2 separate regions of the Mus musculus genome follow, and region 2 is linked to region 1. The links are chromatin contacts, found by POLR2A ChIA-PET in ENCODE. All regions are on one chromosome and are shown on one strand. The core of a region is the stretch at or near the end of the contact, and the rest is flanking DNA. Distances in the headings are between cores, read along the strand shown.

Region 1 (2,994 bases), core at 187-2,686:
CTTCACGTTGCGCTCCCCAACAAGGTAGCTAGGTGGCGCAGCGAGTTAACACTAGCTGCCCTCTGCCGGTCACAGTAGGGCGAGCCCGTGGGGTGCTGGCCTAGAAGTTCCGCAGACAGGGTTCCCTCTGAACACGTGCTGAGCCCAGCAGGAAGGGCAAGAACCCAGCATGACCACCAGACCTCGCATCTGTATCAGGAACGGAGCTGCCTCAGACAGCGGCTCCCATGACTGCACAAGCACATTCTCGGATGTGGTCAGGGCAGAGCTCGCCATACACCTTGAATAGGAACAGCTTGCAGTGGGGAACGGGGTGGAAGGAGGCCTCCAAAAGGGAGGCAAGGAGAAGCAGAAGGTGAGGCTGCCAGGTGTTTGGTCCGCAGGGGTCCATCCGGGCCCCAGTAAGCTGCTTCCCATTTGAGAGTTTTCTGTTGTTGACCCCAAGAGTGCCCCCAAGGTGCGCTGGACACCCTCGGTGCTAACTTGTCTTTACACTTGGTAACTCTTGGAAAGAAAAAAATCTTTCTACCACCCACATGGCAGGAGTGAAAAGATGGGGACTGAAAGCCAGAATAGGAGCGTCAGACAGGGAGAAAAATGGAGAAGTCAAGAAGAGAAAAAACAAACAAAAACAAAAACAAAACCTCGGCACAGGAAAGCGCCGCTTGTGCTTGTGAGGGCGGCAGAAACAGGCAGGCACACCCTCCCGGGCTGCAAGCGGGAGAAAGGCCCCTTTGTTCCGCCCAGAGGTTAGCCGAGGTGAGGCCAGCCCTGCAGCCCCCCTGACCCTGGGCAGTACAGATTACTTCGAAGGGTCTGGCTGGACCTGGCTGCCTCCCTCATCCATTGGTCAGTCCCCAGCCCCAGCACACAGGAGTCAAGGGAGGAAACCCCCACCCACTGGGCTTCAGAAGGGCTGGGATCCCTTCCATGGCTCCCTGGGTGCCTTCACTGCCCGCTGTTAGGAGTTTGCTTGGGGTTTCCTCTGAATGGATTCGGGGCAGTGCAGTGGCAGGACCCAGACTGTGCTGTGCTGTGGTGTGCTTGGAAATGGCGCTGGGGAGGCTGGCCTGATTGTCCTCTAGTCTCACTCCTGATGAGCCCTCCCAGGGACCAAAATTAGGCTCTGGTGAGGACTTCTCAGAGTGAGCCTTGACTCTGGGCTGAGATCAGATACCTGAGACCCTTCAGCAGAGGCTGAAGTGGGAATGCATGCCAGATGAGACAGAACTCTAAGGGACTGTCAGCTTACCACATTCTGCCCCACCTGGTTACCGTGAGGAAGGGCTTCGGGCCCCAGCCCTCCAAGCCTCCACAGGCATGCTCTGCACCTATTCGTAGGGCTACTGGCCTGGAATATCAAGAGCAAATCATTCCTATCTCTTAGGTAGTGGTCAGAGGTTTAAATTTGGCAAAGACCGAAAGACTGCTTCACCCTCTCCCGCTCCCTCCTTCAGACAGCATTTCTATGTGTAGCCCTGGCTGTCTTGGAACTTGCTCTGTACAACTCACAGAGATCCGCCTACCTCTGCCTCCTGAGTGCTGGGATTAAAGGCCTGTGCCACTGCCACCTGGCCTGTTCCACTTTCTACTCAGCAGTACTTGCAGCTCCTATGCAAATATAGGATGGGAACCAGGCGGAGAGACTGGCCCGTTAGTTCTCCCCGACAGTGCCCCAGCCTCAGTCTGGAAGCACCTTCTCAGGAGGCCCTGGTCCTCAACTTACACCAGCTGAGCATCAAGGAGTAACATGGGGAGAAAGCAAGCAACTGAGAGGGCTATTCCTGTGTATGATCTTTGGCAAGGGAAGTGGAGGGCTGGAGGGAAAAGGAGGAAGGGACAGCTTGCTCAGGGGGCCTGAGTGGCTGCCTCCTGCCTCGTGTAAGAAAGTGCAGCTCAGATACACAATGTCCTGCCAAACCCAGCCCCTTAATTCAATTAAGTGCAGGACCAACTTCCCAGATTGTTCTGTGTGCCAGTGCCTGTGAATGTCCTGATGTGTGTGAATCCTGAGATCTGTGTGTGTGTGTGTGTGTGTGTGTGTGTGTGTGTGTGTGTGTGTGTGTGTGTGTGTCCTGAACCCAGAGGGGCAAAGGGAATGAAGAAAGAACTGAAATCTTGAAAAGACACATTTCTTCTTAACCCTCATACTGTGGACCCGGAGACCAGGACACTGTCTGGGATGCAGTGCAGGGACTGTCCATGTTCTGTGGGTCAGACAGCATCCCAGGCCTCTGCTCATTTGGTGCTAAGCCTCCTGTTAGCCCCAACCAAAATGTCTGTACAATTACAAAGGTTCACAGGGGCCAGGACTGGCTCACTTAGAGCAGTAGTTGAATCCTGCAGCTTCAGGCATGCACTAATAGGGCCTCCTCTCTCACATTTGCCCCTTTGACTGCACACTCTTGGCCAGCTCCTTTTCTGAGCTACAACCCCACCTGGTCACTTGGTCCCCAAAGGCTTGAGAGTGTTCTATAAAGGACAAGGTCCTTGGCGTGTAACATGCGCTCCTATGCCTTTGTGACTTTCTCTCAGCAGGTGACCTGACTCTGAGGTCATGCCTGAGCAAGATCCAGACTGACTGAAACCTGCATTCTCCATCACTGTGACAGGCTCTACAGGAGAAGTGGAGACAGACCTTGAAAAGATGGTCTGCCAAGGCCCCAGAGGCCAGCAGAAGTGCCCCACAACCTTTTACACTCACCATCCCTATTTAAAGGAGTTCCCCAGTGTGTGTGTGTGTGTGTGTGTGTGTGTGTGTGTGTGTGTGTGTGTGTTACATGAAGCTCTCTTGACCTGGAGGAGAGGGCATGTGTCCAGCAGCCCCTCTCTTACAGCCCCCAAGAAGCCTGACTTTCTCCTTAGCCCTCCGGGAGCCCTGAGCAGCCCCTTCTGGGAGCAGAGCCAAAAAGATGGAAGCTTATAAGCTGCTAAAAGGGAAATGTGGGAGGTGGGTAGAGAAGGCCCTGGCCTCCAGGTAGTATGGACTAGGCC
Region 2 (3,043 bases), core at 274-2,773, 110 kb after region 1:
GACCCTGTCATTAGCATCATTTCTAAAATTATTAACACGTAGAAAATATCATACAAATGAACAATATAAGTCTTCAAGTAATATTGTACACCAACTAATAAAGTTGTCCTTCAGGACAAAAATTTTCATCATTCAAGTGCTTTCCATGGTATGAAGATCAGCATTCTGGTTACAAAGGGTTTCAGTCTGCACCCACTGTCCAACCGGCAGAGGTCAGCACTGGCTGGGGGCCCCTCACCAAACATGATGTTATATTCTGAGTCTCCATGCATGTCCTTCTGGTCCAAACCACTCGGAAACAGCTTCACGTAGCCGCCCCCACAGTCGATATTCTGCTCATGCTTCACCGTGAACTGTACCACCAGTGTCTGGCCCTTATTGCTGAAGGGTTCGAATTTGGCGGACAGTGCGTAAAATCGGGCATCTTGGCTTGTCTGCAGCCCTGTGATGAAATGGGACTGTCATCAGGTGAACCCGGAATACCCTAGACCTAGAGGGGCACGGCTGACCTCCCTTCCTTCCTCCACCTGTCCTTGGCTCCCGTGTTCCTGGGAAAAGCCCCAACAAGATGTATGTGCTGACTACAGCTTCCTCCAGGAAGTTGTCCTGCACCCACTCCCTTGTACCTTTATCCTTCTCCAGGTCCCCGTAAAATTTGCCAGAACTGAGGACAAATTTGCCAAAATCGGACTTATGTTTGGATTCGACCCAGCGGTTGGTCCAGGCATCTGAAAGGGAAGGGCATAGAGTCAGATTAGCGGGGCCGTCCGACCCCCGCCCCCATAACCAACGTCTGTCAGGAGCTACAAGCAGGTGGGGGTGGGGAAGGGGATTCCCATCCCAACCTCAAACTTGACATCTCGATGGGCTTCAGGTCCTTGGACGAATCCTAACTCTGGGGGCGGGAAACGGCTGAGCCTTCCTAGTCCCACAAGGACGCACACATGGAACCGCCCGCGGCCCTAGTCCCTCTGGGGCCACAGTGTTGGCCCTCTGAACGGTAATTACATTACACACGACGAGGCAGCCGAGGTCTCGGGGCCCAGCAGTCGCTAAGCGGCCTCGAGACGGGCCCAGACCTTACCTCCGTCCAAGAACTGCTCTTTGAAATAGATGGCAGGGTCTGCGGCGGCCAGGCCGAGGAGGCCAAGCAGGAGCGGCACCGAAAGGAGCATGGCGGGCCGAGGGGGCGGCGGCACACAGGCCTTTTAAGACGATCTTCAGGCAGCGGCTCTGCGGTATTGACGGACGCGGCCACCGCCGCTTCAATTTATATTCACCTACCTCTCACCCGAACCTGACACAGCCGCTGAGCCCGCCCCTCGGTCCTTTTGACTGGTTTAGACCTACAGCTGTCCCTTTCCATTGCTTCCCAGTTGGCTCAGCAAGTTAGGCTGTGGCTCGGAACGCTGGGATCCCAGATGGCTGATTTCTATTGGTCGCACTATGGGCCAATGAGGGTCGACCACGCGTTGTGGGGGACGCCCCCTGGTGGGGTGGGGGCCGCTAGCCCACTCAGGCACGGTCACGTGACTGAACCTCAGCCCAACCCCGCCCTTGCTGCTGAGAGTCTCTGGCTCGCTAGGAGTCGTTTAAAGAATCCGCGCGAGCGGTACCAGGTGTTAACCGTGCGGTGCGGGACCGAGACGGGTCCTTAGCTTCGGCCCTTTCCCATCCTCTCTGGTCAGAGGGAAGAAGTAAGGATTATTTGCAACTTTCACGTTCCGTCTGTCCTGCACCTAGGGAACGCCCACCGATGGCGAGCGTTTCCTATTCAGGATAAGGTCAAGGGCCAGCCAGGATCCTGAGGTTTCGCTGCATTCTGGTTCCACAGTTGTTCAGGCCATAGAGAACGTACCAGCTTTCTCCTCTCGTCCCGTAGTTCCCTGCAGCCTGTGTGACATGATACAAGTCATTTCGCCTCCCTGAAATGTCAGAAGCCAACAGGGGTGACCCTGAGCTATCTTGACAGAAATGCTTTTAAACCTTTTAGGGCTGTCCACGGTTCAAGAGCAGGAAACACAGAAGTCTCAGGGGTGTGAGTGTAAGCGTGTTTTCTTGGGTGAGAAGTAGGGGTTTTTTGATTTTTGTTTTTTTTTTTTTTCTCTTTCTCTTAAGCTGGAGAATGAAAGGAGTCACTTCTTGTGGTCTCCCACAAACGACTTGGCTTTTGCAATAAACGGCAGAAGGCAAGGGGTGCCGTTTGAGGAGGAAAAAGGACACAGATGGCTATGGTGATAGTTCTAGTGAGATAAGCAGGACCCTTGGATCTGGAGTCCTCTGACTCAAATCATGTGACTCTGCCTGCTGCCTGGAGGAGGAAGAACAGTACCTGTAGGGGATGGGGGATGGGAGGTGTTTCCAAACTGAGGAATTGGGAACCCTGAAACAAGACTATGAACTGCGCAGAAGGAATCCTTACAAAAATGGCGTGCTTCCTTTGCAGTGAGAGGAACTCAGTCAAGCAATGACACTTGAGGTCAAGAAGCTGGGTCTCCACCCTGTCCCCCAGGCAGTGTACAGAACTCAGCATTGCTGGTGAAGGTCCCACTGGAGGACACCCAAGTTCAACATGATCTTGACAGACCTGTGACTGACCTGACCCTCCCTCCAGTCCTGTGCCACTGACACATATGCTTGATGCCTTCTGCTTTGTCCTAGTACCCAAGACGGTGAGTGAAGCAGGGGTCAAAAGTTCAGTTCTCAGCTGCATAGTGAGTTTGAGGCCAGCCTGGGTTAAATGATACACTGCTTTAACACAATGAAATAAAGGACAGGAGAGATTGGTTTGGAGCACTGGCTGCTCTTCTGAATGACCCCAGTCCTATTCCCAGCACACACACATGAAGGATCAAAACCAGGTAATTTGAGTTTCAGAGGGTCTGAAGCCCTATTCTGTGGGCACCAGATGTGTAAATAGTACAGAGACATACGTGCAGGCAAAACATCTATACAAATAAAATAAAAATTAAAAGCTTTAAAAAAAAAACAAACCCTGAATGTGGTAATGCACAACTGTAAACGCAGTATACTTCAGCAGGAT

Evidence for each region. ChIA-PET counts read pairs that join two places held with the same protein, here RNA polymerase II (POLR2A).
Region 2: POLR2A ChIA-PET joins it to region 1 with 16 read pairs in embryonic stem cell. The contact joins the promoter of 1700122E12Rik here to the enhancer-like site in region 1. POLR2A ChIA-PET finds 5 or more read pairs at or near these places in 3 of 5 experiments (Patski and embryonic stem cell).

Annotation. Positions count from the first base shown.
Region 1 is chr8:84,737,680-84,740,673 of GRCm38, forward strand. The region is part of intron 2 of Nfix (nuclear factor I/X); the gene reads right to left. Among named protein-coding and RNA genes, the nearest start is that of G430095P16Rik, 16 kb to the left of the region's middle. Within about 2 kb of position 1,437, at least 1 of the 3 ENCODE cell types and tissues checked has a DNase peak (open chromatin) inside an H3K27ac peak, as active enhancers do.
Region 2 is chr8:84,845,624-84,848,666 of GRCm38, forward strand. It overlaps 1700122E12Rik (a long non-coding RNA gene), which reads left to right and starts at 1,524. Exons shown (of 3, transcript XR_106144.5): 1 at 1,524-1,697; 2 at 2,447-2,672. Calr (calreticulin) reads right to left here and starts at 1,308. Exons shown (of 9, transcript NM_007591.3): 1 at 1,085-1,308; 2 at 627-728; 3 at 239-442. The coding sequence starts at 1,175.